Regions from separate parts of the Mus musculus genome. Here region 2 is linked to region 1. The links are chromatin contacts, found by Hi-C or POLR2A ChIA-PET in ENCODE. All regions are on one chromosome and are shown on one strand. The core of a region is the stretch at or near the end of the contact, and the rest is flanking DNA. Distances in the headings are between cores, read along the strand shown. Region 1 holds the start of Clk1 (CDC-like kinase 1). Region 2 holds the start of Sumo1 (small ubiquitin-like modifier 1).

Region 1 (6,837 bases), core at 2,168-4,667:
AAGGGAAAAAAAAGGTATATAACACTATAACATTTAAAATGTTATCTGATAGATTTCCAAATTAATACATGAAAACACTAACTTCAAATCTGTAACTTAATGAGGAAAAAAATTTACACATGTTAATAAGTCATAACTAACCCTAACACAAAAATACCTAATTCCTTGGAACAAACTGACAATTTATCAAAATAGTATTTCTTGGAATAGCATTAAGACAATCTTTCCTATCATTACAGAACTAAATATCACTATTTTCATGAATTTCTTATGTAATACACAAATACTAAAAGAATACTCCTGCAAGGTAGAGTTGTGATGACTTTTATCTTGAAATTTTCTCAAACACAAAACTGTTTCCTGTTCTCCATGGGAAATAAAACCTTTCAGAACGTTTAAAAGGCACTCATACCCCGTGTGAATGGTGCTGCGAAGTGTGGTGGCGACTCCTGTGTTTACTTTTGTAACTGCTTCTTCCACTCCTACCAGAGGACTTGCTACTATGCATCTGGTATCTGCTTCCAGGTTCTCCATAGGGATGCCCTGGCTCGTAGCCCATGTAGTCATTCCTGTATTCATCAACATAGCGTCGACTATGATAAGCTTTCTCATTTATGGATCTGCTTTCCAGATAATAGCTAGAGGAGAAAAAAAGTTTGTTTTACAGCTACACCAAACAATTGCAATGTAGAGAACTGAACTCAACACGTTTGACCAAGATAGGCATTTTACCACTGGACTACAGTCCTTCCACAAATCTCCAGATTATGCAGTTAAGCAATTCTAAGTATATCATTATATATGGCCCCCAGGATTTTATACACGGTAGGCAAACGTTCTATATCTGAGCTACTCTCCCAGTATAAATCTACTTTTATATTGCAGTACTTTATATGCCTTGTAAAGATGAATTTTTAATTGTGTGTGTGTGTGTGTGTGTGTATAGGTAGTATACTAAGGAGTGCCAGAAAAGGGCATCAGGTCCTCTGGAGCTGAGTTACAGGTTAGTGGTAGTGTGTCTGAAGTGTTGGGAGCCAAACTGTCCTCTGCCAAGCTTAAGTACCAGCTAAGCTATCTTCCCAGCCCATAACCGCCTTTCTTACCTGTCTGTCGTTTTGGAGTGATCGTACCTGCAGCGCTTTTGCTCACGGGCGCTGCTATGTGATCTCTTCTTTCTTTTGTGACTGCTGCTGCTTCTCCATGTTCCATAATCCCAGTCTCTTTCATCCCAGTCAGGACAGTAAGTTCTCTTTGAATGTCTCATCTATGAAAGACAAATTTTACCAGTTAAACTGTAGTTCTGTGATGTTCAGTAGTAAATGTTTCTTTGCAAACTCCCATTAGTTTCCATCTTTCCCCTCCCCAGACAGCCTCAATATAGAGTAGCTCTAACTATGTGCACCAAGTTGCCCTTGAATTCAAAGAGCCACCTGCCTCTTGCCTCTGGAGTACTGGGATAAAATGCATGTGACCCCCAGCATTAACGTTTTGTTTAAAATCAAAGTTCTAAAATTTTAGTCAACTGTCTGCAATCATAAAAATTATTGCATTGCCTCAGATTCTGCAATGTAAACTTTATTCACAGATTTTTTTTTTTTTTTTTTTTGGTTTTTCGAGACAGGGTTTCTCTGTGTAGCCCTGGCTGTCCTGGAACTCACTTTGTAGACCAGGCTGACCTCAAACTCAGAAATCCACCTGCCTCTGCCTCCCAAATGCTGAGATTAAAGGTGTGCGCCACCATGCCCGGCCAGATTTTTTTTCACCTTGTTTTCACAATGCCCAAATTCATATTAAGTGAAAAAGGTTTAAAACCTTAAGTGAAAAAGGTTAAAACTTAAGAAAAATGTATGACAGCTCTTTCAGAAGTTCAACTTACAGGTTCACAAGGTTCAATTTCTACCCAAACCAAGTCTCCGACCAACGTAACCACAAGTGACCCTAATTAAGAAGTTTTTTTTTAACTGGGCGTGGTGGTGCACACCTTTAATCTCAGCACTCGGGAGGCAGAGGCAGGCGGACTTCTGAGTAAGAGGCCAGCCTGGTCTATAAAATGAGTTCCAGGACAGCCAGAGCTATACAGAGAAACCCTGTCTGGAACAGCCCCCGCCCCCAAAGTGTTTTGTTTGTTTTTGGTAAAATACCAGTTTGGATGTTATGAAGTGTTTGTTTACAGCTATTAAAAAAAAAAAAAAAAAAAAAAAAAAGCTGCTCAGCAGATGACCTCAATTCCCAATTCACCGTCAAGTAAATGCCCACGGTCCCCGCTGACACTCTTACTGCTAGCAGAGGGAGACTGGGAAAATTATGAAAATATGGGAGGAAAGCCTGAGAAGGTAACAGGCGCGCCTTTTATGCCGAGTCAACAAAATTCGGGCTCCACCAATAAAGCCACTCTACTTAACTGTACAGGACAGGCCATGATGTTGAAAATAAAGCTGTTCAGAGCGGAAGTGACGTACAATCTTAGGGTGTTCCCCTCCTGTTTCCTAAAGGTAAACAACTCCCCCGTTACAACTTTGTTTACAAAGGAAATTTTCTATAACTTTTTTTTTTTTGAGACAGGCTCAAAGGGGATTAAAAGGCGAGCGACAGGCAGTACAGCCCGGCCGTCTTGAGTTTTAATGTTACAAAACCTAAGTAAATCCTAAACCTTCTTAAAAATCACTTGTTCCTCGCTCTCACAAGCGCTGTCCCGGTGTGCCTCGTTTTCATTATGCTCGACTTCGCTATCTATCGACCGCCTCTGAAATTCTTTTCTTCGTCGAAGGCGGAAACTACACAGAACTGAGGTGACAGCCTGCTGTGACGCTGTCCCCGCAGCGCCCATCTCTAACAAGATCAGCGACCGCAGCGTGTGGGGCCGGCCTGGTTACCAAGACCTTTCGCTTCAAATATAAAGAAAAACAGCACCAAAACCTGCGCCGTGCCACCGCCGAGAGCAAAACCAGGACCGACCGAGTCCAAGCGAAGGCCGCGCCCTGGCGCCGCCATGGCGAAGGACGAGCGCGGCCTTCCCCCTACCGCCATCTTAGGTCCCGCCGCGGCAGCTCGGGCTCTTGCAGTCGGCCGGCCCTCCTCGGGACGCGGAGCCTGCGGGCATCGTCCCCGCCTACGCAGAAGCCAGCGGCCAGAGCTCCGCAGCCGGGGCACAGAGCCCCTTCGCGTGGCTCCGCCGTGAAGAGCCGCAGCGGGGTCCTTGGAGGCGGCGGGAAGATACAAGGAAAGGCCCTGACAGACACCGCGTCTTACCTTTCCAACCCTGAAGACAAAGCTTGCAAGGCGAAGACAAAGCTTACAAGGCGACGGCGAGAAGTCTGCAAACGATTACGACGATCTCCCAACACAAAATGGTGCGGACAGACGCAGTGCGAGCTTCTTCTCGGAAAAACTGGTGACGTAGATGGGCGGGGCCTATACCGGTCCTGAGTGCGCAGGCGCGGGCCCGCTGCCCAAATGGGCGAGGGATGGAAGGACTTGGTCCTGACTGTCCTTGCTGTGGCTTCTTGAGGATACTTAGACACTACAGGTTACAGTAATAGTATAATCCACGCTCGCTCTCCCTCTCTCCTTTTTCTCTTCCCTCCTGACTGCAACCTTTTAAACTACACCAACAAAGTATCTCTGGTTAGTAACTCAGTGACTACAGTTATGTTGACCTGTCTTAAACTAGTTTTTAGTGGTTGGGTATGACATGCACTGACGCCAAAAATGTTAGAAATGAGCATGGTGGCACACGCCTTTAATCCCAGCACTTGGGAGGCAGAGACAGGCGGATTTCTGAGTTCGAGGCCAGCCTGGTCTACAAAGTGAGTTCCAGGACAGCCAGGGCTATATATACAGAGAAACCCTGTCTCGAAAACCAAACCAAACCAAACAAAACAAAAAGTTAGAAATGGTGGAACAGGAGCGGAATAGTGTAAATAGACAGATTAGTAAGTAGTCTTGAAGACTTTGAGGATGCCCCCCCCCCCCCCATAGTAGCTTCCCCCAGCCTTGAGTAGGCTGGCTTTGACCTTGTTGCCACTGAGAATGAGACTACCTGGGGTGGAACCTTCCAACTTAGATGGCTCTATTGTTCCGTCACCTGCCACTGCTACCTGCTGAGAGGCCCTTTAGATATTCCAGAGACTTCATCCAGCAGATCACCTACAGGCTGGCAACAGGCATCAAGAATGGCTTGGGGGGCGGGGGGTTATGGTTTTGAGACAGGGTTTCTCTGTGTAGCTCTGGCTGTCCTGGAACTCACTTTGTAGACCAGGCTGGCCTCAAACTCAGAAATCCGCCTGCCTCTGCTTCCCGAGTGCTGGGATTAAAGGCGTGCGCCCCACGCCAGGCTTAAGCACAGACTCTTAGTAAACTTGGGGGCCTTGAACAGAAATGTGTCTTGGCCTCCATTATTTCTCTCGCCATTTCCTTCCATACAGCTCCGGCCTCCCACTCAGGAACCCAGTTAGTGTGGCCTCAGGCGGCTTAACTCCTATTTCGCTGGTAACTCTAAAAAGGTAGATATTAGGGGGAGGAGAAAAAGGGGGGTGCGTAGGTATCAGTTTTGCAACTCCTTTGCTTTCACCTTTAAGAGTTAATCTAGACCTGGGCATGGTGGCATATCCCAGCACTAAGGAGGCAGAGACAAGGGTTATCTCTGAGTACAAGTTCAGTGTGGTCTATATCGCAAATTCTAGCCAGAACTAAAAACAGGGGAAGAGGAGGGTGCTGGCGTTGGCTTAACAGGTAAAGACACAATGCCACCAAGCCTACCTGAGTTCAATCTCCAGGAAACACATACTGGAAAGAGAGAATCAATTCCTACACACACACACACACAAATAAAGTATTTTTTAAAGAAATTAAAAAATTTTTTAAAAATTTAAAAAATTTTAAATGTACATGTATGAATATTTTGCCTACATGTATATGTTGGGGTCCAGGAGTTGGCTCACAAACCACACAAACACTGATCTCAGTCAGACAGGGATAGTTTATTGAACATATGCCCTAAGACTGATCGATCAGGGCTGCAGCTCAGAATTCGAGGGCTGAGCCATGACTACAAACATTTCTCAGGGACAGCTTATTAAAACACACACACACACACACACACACACACACACACACACAAAGTGCTGTGAATTCATACCCAGGTGCAGGAAGTGCTGCCCGGTAGTTAGCTCTGACTCCAGCCATTTTAGATGTAACATCTCATATTGACTTTTAACTTGATGGGTCCTACATAAAGCTTTGTGGAATTTCTTAACATTAACAAACCTCATACAGAACATAACAGGATATGTGATCAGCATGACCCTGCTCTGAGTCAAGTTATTCTCTGTGTCAACAACTGGCAGGCACATTACAGCAACAGTATGAAATAGCTGGAGGGCATGGAACAAAATGACTACAGCTATGCAGGGGCCAGACCTCAACATATATATATGCACGCCAATGGATGCTTGTTGCCTAAGGAGGCCAGAAAGGAGGGTCAGATCCCTTGGAACTGGATTTACAGATGGATATGAGCCTCATGGAACCTAGATCCTCTGCAAGAACAAATGCTTTTAACCATTTCTCCAGCCCCCTAAAAACAAAACCCAAAAAACAAATTGTAATGTCTATTCCTGGTTGTCAACTTGACTATATCTAGAATGAACTACAACCCAGAATTGGAGGCCTCACTTGTGATACAGATTTTGAGGCTGGGAGATACAAGTTTCTGACCTGGATCTTGGCCTGGAGATCTTGAGGCATAGTGGCTATGAAAAGCTTAGGCCCAATCAAGGTAGTACATGTCTTTAATCCCAGGAGACTAAGGCAAGCAGATCTCAGAGTTCACGTCTAGCCTTGGATAAAGCACGTTCTAGGTGAAAAAAAAATGTTTAAATCTAGGCACGGTGGTACATGCCTTTAATTCCAGCATTACATGAGACAGAGCCATGCAGATCTCTGAGTTCAAGGTCTATGTACAGAGCAAGTTCCATGACAGCCAAGCTTAAGTAGAGAGGGAGTCAGAAAACAGAAAGCTGGTAATAGAATAAGGGGGAGGGGGCATGTTCCAGCTCCTGCAAGCAGCGGAAAAGGGCAGCTTCAGCCATGTGGCTCTGACTTTAGAGTGAAAAATAGAAGGGACTACTGAGACAATTGGTGCTGGTTAGCTGGAGCTAAGAAATTAGTGGTGATTAAGAAGAGATCTGCATCACTGAGGTGAAATCTTCTAGGAAGTGTTTTCTGAGCACAAAGAAGCTGTGTTCCAGAGATAGCCAAGGTTGTACCTCGTGTTGCAGCTATACTTGGTAATGTGTAAGAGTCACCCAGGTGGTACTGGTTTTGAAGGCATAAAGGACTCAAGAAGAGCAGCTGAGGCTCAGCACTGTGAGAGGCCATGGAAGGCCATTGGTGAAGGTGCAACTTCAGTTGCAGTTGACTGCCCAAGACTGAAGGGATCATGCAAAGAAGCTGATGAAGAAAGCCTATGAGAGGCTATTGGTGAAGCCTAGTTGCAACGGAAGGCCCCAGCATATTGGAGATGCCAGTACCATGGGATGATCACCAAGAGCAGCAGCAGCAATGGAATGGACTCAACCAGAACCTAGAGATCTACAGAGAGCAGAGCTGTAGAAGTGAAGCCAGCCTTCTCAGACAACCGGGCAGAACCTACTTGTAGGTGGGGACACATTCTGCAGGATGGACCTTTGCCTACCTTCAGACAAGGGAAGTCCTTGTCACCTCATTCCCTAAAGACCAAAAGTACAACAGGATGCACTGTTCCACCAATCATATTGTGCCTAGTTGCTGTTGCTCTATTTTGCCCCTGGAAACCATATAAAAACTCGCTAACCTGGT
Region 2 (6,046 bases), core at 2,284-4,783, 1.2 Mb after region 1:
ACTACTCAACTGTGAATACTCTAAGCAGAATTATCCTACTGTTTCAACATATTATAAAATAGTTGTTATAATTGAACTGCTTCATTATAATGGGTTTGCAATATTCACTAGCAATATCTCAATCAAGATGACCAAATATAGCCGGGCGTGGTGGTGCATGCCTTTAATCCCAGCACTGGGGAGGCAGAAGAAGCAGGTGAATTTCTGAGTTTGAGGCCAGCCTGGTCTACAAAGTGAGTTCCAGGACCGCCAGGGCTATACAGAGAAACCCTGTCTCAAAAAAAAAAAAAAAAAAAAAAAAAAAGACCAAATATATAACACTCCTCTCCTAGAATACTTAAGGCATTCAACACAAACTAGACAGTAAACTGCTTTAGTTTAATATGTTCTATAATATGAATGATAAACATTTTAATATACAACCATTTATTTTCCTGCAAACTCAAGCTGTTACCAAGACCAGCAGAAATTAATAACAAGCTATAAAGAACACTGTAAAAACTAATGCTATCACAGCAGCAAAAATACAAGTCATGTAGAAGACTAACAATAACTTCAACTTCTTTTTAACTCCTATTTAGAAATGAGGTAGGTCTTTCCATGAATCTGGGGTGACCTTTGGGATTTGACTAATATAGGACCCACTTTCAGCACTGACGGCTCTACAGAGGTCCTGAGTTCTAATTCCAGCAACCACATGGTGGCTCATACCCCTCTGTAATGAAATCTGATGTCTTCTTCTGTTGTGTCTGAACACAGCTACAATGTACTCATATATACAATAAATTAAAAAAAATAAAAACCTATCAACTGAGCCATGGTGGTATATACATTCTGGGAGTAAGAGGCCGGCAGATCTGAGGACAAGCTGATCTATAGAGCAAGTTCCAGGACAACTAAGGCTACAGAGAAACCCTTAACTTGAATCAATAAATAACCCCTAAAAAACGTTAGCATACATTTTTATTACTTTTTTTAAAGACAAAATTTCTAAGAGTAGCAGCACTATTTCATATGCAAATTGCTTTAATGTGTAGCTCAATTAAAAAGACTTGTTTTGCCAGGTGTGGTGGTAGACATCTTTAATCCCAGCACTCAGGAGATAGACACAGAAGAAACTGTGAGAAGCTGTAAGGCTACAAAAAAGATTTGCTCCATTTTTCTGTCATGTTTCTTAAAAACTTCACTGAATATCCATGAATGAGAAAAACAGACACACACACATACATACACACACACCATCTAGGCGTGACAGTATAACTCTGTAATCCCAGCTACTCTGCAAGGCTGAGAGAAGTCCAGGTTCAAGTTCAAAGGCAAGCTGTGCTACAGTCCAACCTAGGCAACTTAGTGAAACAAAGTAAAAGAAAAAATGAGGCTGTAGCACTTGCCTGGCAAGCACATGTGGGAGGCCCTAGGTCCAACACCTAATAACCCCGGTGACCAGTGAGGTGAGTGCTACAGCAAGCAACAGTGTGACTTTGCGATCCCCTGAAACCCTGTGTGTGCCCTTGGGTCCTCCTTTCTTTCTCCATATCCTTATATAATGTGAGTTCAAACTAGAGCAAAACTAATCCTAAAACTTAGAACTCTTTCTGTGTGTTGCCCTCTCTTCAGGCTAACATGCTTTCTAGCTCTTCCAAAATAGAAGGCTGATGAAACTTAAGCATTAACCCAAAAAAAAAAGAAAAAAAAAAAAAAAAAAAAGAAAGAAAGAAAAGAAAAAACAAAGGCCAGGCGTGGTGGCAACGCCTTTAATCCCAGCACTTGGGAGGTAGTGGGGGATTTCTGAGTTCAAGGCCAGCCTGGTCTACAGAGTTCCAGGACTTAAGCATTTACAGCTGATCTTTCTGAGCTGGTAACTAAGTAAACAACTGTCATAAACAAATTATTCATAAAGTCATTTCTATCCCAAAAGAGGATTAATTCAGATTATTAATAAGTAAATCCATGCCACAATTAGTCTACAGTGTAGATAGGCTATAAAAATAGAACCACCCTGGCCAGTCTGTGGTGGCACAAGCCTTTTATCCCAGCACTCAGGAGACAGAAACAGGCCGATCTCTATAAATTGGAGGCCAGCCTGGTCTACAGAGTGTTCCTAGAAAGCCAAGGCTACACAGAAAATCCGTGTCTCAAACAACAACAACAAATTTTTTTTTTAAAAAAGTCCAACTACATTGTGAAGTTGAATGAAAAAGTTTACTGAATAATTATCACAAAAGAAGAAAAAGTTAAAAAAAAAATACTCTGAAAATTAAGTCATCTGAGCAAACCAAAGCAAAGTCAGACCAAAACCTTATGTATATAAAAACTAGCCACAAAGGTAGTAACTAAAATAGGATGAAGAAAAATTTAGGTGGCAAGGAGTCACTCCTATTTGAAGGCAAATACCATGCAAATCCTTGATTCCAAAACCGAGACACACTGTTTTACTACTAATTGACAGCTTTCTGCAAATATTCTGCAATTGTACAACACGGATAACTTTTTTTTTCTCTATTTCTTCGAAAATTAGTTCAGAAACTTCTGGAAGAGAGGTTTGGGGGTGCATATAATCTAAATGCGTCATCTGATTATCAAAGAACAAAAAACGTGCTATATTTTTTTTTAAAGTGCCAAGCATCTGCTGGTTAAAGCCCAGACGAAATGGCTTGTTGGTGGTGGCACTCCATACACAGTTTGCTGTTTCTCGGTTATTCTGAGCGCTCTGAGAACTGGAGAGTTGATGGACCAATCCCGAGTAAGAAATGGAAAGTACAGCGAAAGAGCGGACCGTTCCGCACCCCCGGAAGGAAAAAAAAAAAAAAAAGACTGAGGTGTGCAGAGATGGACGGACCCTCCAGGCAAACACAACGGAAAAGCAGCGTCCTCTGGGCTCCCAGTCACCTCAGACACGGCTCCCCGGCCGCCCCCCACTCTCCGGGACCAAGAACCCAAAGTGGAGTCGAGCTGCTTTTCAGGGCCACCTAGCCTCCCAGTCGGGGATTTCCCTCCCGTTACATAACTGGGCCTAGGGCCTGGTTTCTGCCATCCGTCGTCCGAAGGGAAACGGTCGTTTTCCCCTCAGCTTGCTCTCGGGGACAAGGGAGCGGGCCTGGGCCCCCTGCGAGCCCGCGAGAAACCTGGGCGCCGTCGAGAGAGCCCCGGCGCCGGGTGGCGCGGGGGTAGGGGCCTCGGAGAGGGGCGCGGAGGGCGCGTGGAACCCAGAGCCCCGGGGTCCCAGGCGGCCTGGCCCGACTCCGCCAGGCGCCCCGCGTCCCTCGCGGCCCCCTCCCCACGGGCAGCCCCCTTCTCCAGCCGCCCCCTCCCCCGCGCCTCAGTCCAGGGCCCCAGCCCGCGGCCGACGGCCCTGAGCCCTAAGGCCCCGGCCCGGTACCTGGTCAGACATGGTGACGTGGATTCACCCGGGGGTCTCCGCACCACTGCGGCCTCCGGCAGGCAGAACCTCACTCTGAGGTTTACAAATCCGTCCCTTCTCTACAGCACAACACCGCGGCTGCAGGGACTTCCTCTACGTCTTGCGTCACTTCCGCTGCGCGCAGAGGCGAGTTAGCGAAGACGGGAAAAGGAAGCGGGAAAACGCCGTAAGGAAGGCCGGGGGCTAAAATCCTCCAGGTTGTAAACTACTTGCCTGGAGCAAGAGAACTGCTAGGACTTCGGAGGGAGGGAGAATCAGGCCCGCTGCCGCAGCCCTCAGGGAGACCAGCGCTTTGCCTGCAGGCCGAATGTCTGGGGTCAAACTGACTGCTTAGGCTCCTCCCGGTGGGACGACTTGCGCGCTTCTGAGGCCCGGACCAACCCTCACTGAATATAGTGAATTACCCGTATAGTATTTTTATAGGCCCCTCATGCTTGCTGTTGCCACATTCGTGACTCCGGGTGATAGAGGCAGAGGCTACCGGATCTCTGTGAGTTCGTGGCCATCTTCATCTACAAAGTGAGTTCCAGGACAGGACATAGAACCCTGTTGGGGGCGGGGGAGATGAGGGGGCACAAAAAGACGACCCTTCAGGACACATCTTTTGTTCTTGTGTTTTGAGGCAGGGTCTCACTAATAGCCTTGGCTATTATAGAACATTGCAATGTCAACCAGACTGGCCTCCAACTCGTAGAGATCCTCTTGCCTCTGCCTCCCAAGTGCCACCACACCCCCAGCTAGAACAAAGTCTTGGTGGCTACAGACAACTAAAATGCTACTGAAAGTTTTGAAGTTGTAGGCAGGAGCGCCTTCCAACGCATAAACTAGTTGCCTTGTGTCATAGAAAGACCTAAACTGCTTCCTTTGAATACAGTGACCTTGCACAAGCATTCAAGGAGGATTAAGGTTATAATAAGTAAAGGGGGAAAAATGAAAACTTAAATCAAAAACCCTTCACAGAACAAGACATTAGTAAAATAATCTTTTCTGTAAATAGTAATGAGCCAACTATAAATGACCCAGTAGTCAAAGAGCACTGGCTACTCTTCCAGAGGACTCAAGTCTGAGTCCCAGCACCCATGCATGCATTCAAAACTGCCTGTAACTCTAGTCCCAAGAATCAGATACTTTTTTCAGCACCAAGCCAAAGCCTGAATGCGGTTCATAAACACATTCAGACAAAAACACCCATACAAAATTAAAAATTAGTAGGTACAATATAATTACTAATGAAAATACTGAACATTCACATGCGAAAGGAGAAAGAATTTAAATCCCTATTTCACTGCATATACAAAATTAAAATGTTTCAACGGTGTTTATGTAAGACTGTTTTAGGGTTTTTTTTTTAAGATTTATTTATTTATTTTATGTATATGAGTACACTGTAGATGTTGCAGATGGTTGCAAGCCTTCATGTGGTTGTTGGGAATTGAATTTAGGATCTCTGCTTGCTCCAGTCAGCTCCGCTCACTCCAGTCAACCCTGCTCTCTCAGTCCCTGCTCACTCTGACTCAAAGACTTATTTATTATTATTTGTAAGTACACTGTAGCTGTCTTCAAATGCTCCAGAATAGGGTATTAGATCTCATTACAGATGGTTGTGAGCTGCCATGTGGTTGCTGGGATTTGAACTCAGGACCTTCGGAAGAGCAGTCAGTGCTCTTACCCACTGAGCCATCTCACCAGCCCTGTTTTAGGTTTTTTTATTGCTGGAAAGAAACACGATGTGCCTTTGCACATTGAGGAGGAAAGAGATTATTTGGCTTACAGGACAGGAACTCAAGCATGTGGGAACCTGGAGGCAGGAGCTGGTGCAGAGGCCATGGAGGGTGCTGCTTACTGGTTTACTCCTCAGCCAGCTTTCTTTTGGAACCCAGGACTACCAGCCTTGTATGGTATCACTCACAATGGGCTGAGCCTCACCCATTGATCACTAATTGAGAAAAAAAGCTGGATCTCATCAAGATATTTCCTCAATTATGACTCCTTCCTCTCTGATGACTCGAGATTGTGTCGAATTGACACACAAAACCAGCCAGCACAATGTATGTAAGTATGATTAGAATATATATGTAATATTCATATATACACATGTATCACACATAATTATAATATATACATATGATATGTACATATGTAATATATACATACACACACACATATTTAATGTTTTTCAAGACAGGGTTTCTCTATATAATAGCCCTGATTGTCCTGGAACTCACTTTGTAGACTAGGCTGGCCTTGAACTCACAGAGATCCACCTGCCTCTGCTTTTTAAGTGCTGGAATTAAAGGGGTGCAACACTATACCTGGCCAGAAAATAATATATTTCAAAAGAAAGATTATTCTTTGAGTATGATCCACAGAGTCATCTAAGGTGTAATGTCAGGGAAGCAATTGGTTATGGTGCTGAGTACTAAGAGAAAATAGGCTTGATATTAGAGATCTGGGCTCTTTCATTCTGGCCTGTGGCACTGGCAAGATGGCCAAGTGGGATAGTGGCCTTTGTACTGCCAAAGCTCCACAGTCATGGACAGGACCTGAGTGGCTAGCTAAACAATACCAAAAGCCTGTCTGGGCACAGCCCTGAAGGGTGCCCCTTTGGAGGCGCTTCTCATGTGA

What was found. Hi-C counts contacts between places; a loop is a spot of excess contacts on that map. ChIA-PET counts read pairs that join two places held with the same protein, here RNA polymerase II (POLR2A).
Region 2: a loop to region 1 is called in a map of regulatory T cell, with 3 times the contacts of the local background. The contact joins the promoter of Sumo1 here to the promoter of Clk1 in region 1. A Hi-C loop is called at or near these places in 1 of 37 maps with a recorded cell type or tissue (regulatory T cell). POLR2A ChIA-PET finds 5 or more read pairs at or near these places in 1 of 5 experiments (embryonic stem cell).

What each region holds. Positions count from the first base shown.
Region 1 is chr1:58,420,671-58,427,507 of GRCm38, forward strand. It overlaps Clk1 (CDC-like kinase 1), which reads right to left and starts at 3,418. Exons shown (of 13, transcript NM_001042634.2): 1 at 3,250-3,418; 2 at 1,104-1,264; 3 at 413-638. The coding sequence starts at 1,264.
Region 2 is chr1:59,667,301-59,673,346 of GRCm38, forward strand. Sumo1 (small ubiquitin-like modifier 1) reads right to left here and starts at 3,534. Exons shown (of 5, transcript NM_009460.2): 1 at 3,380-3,534. The coding sequence starts at 3,391.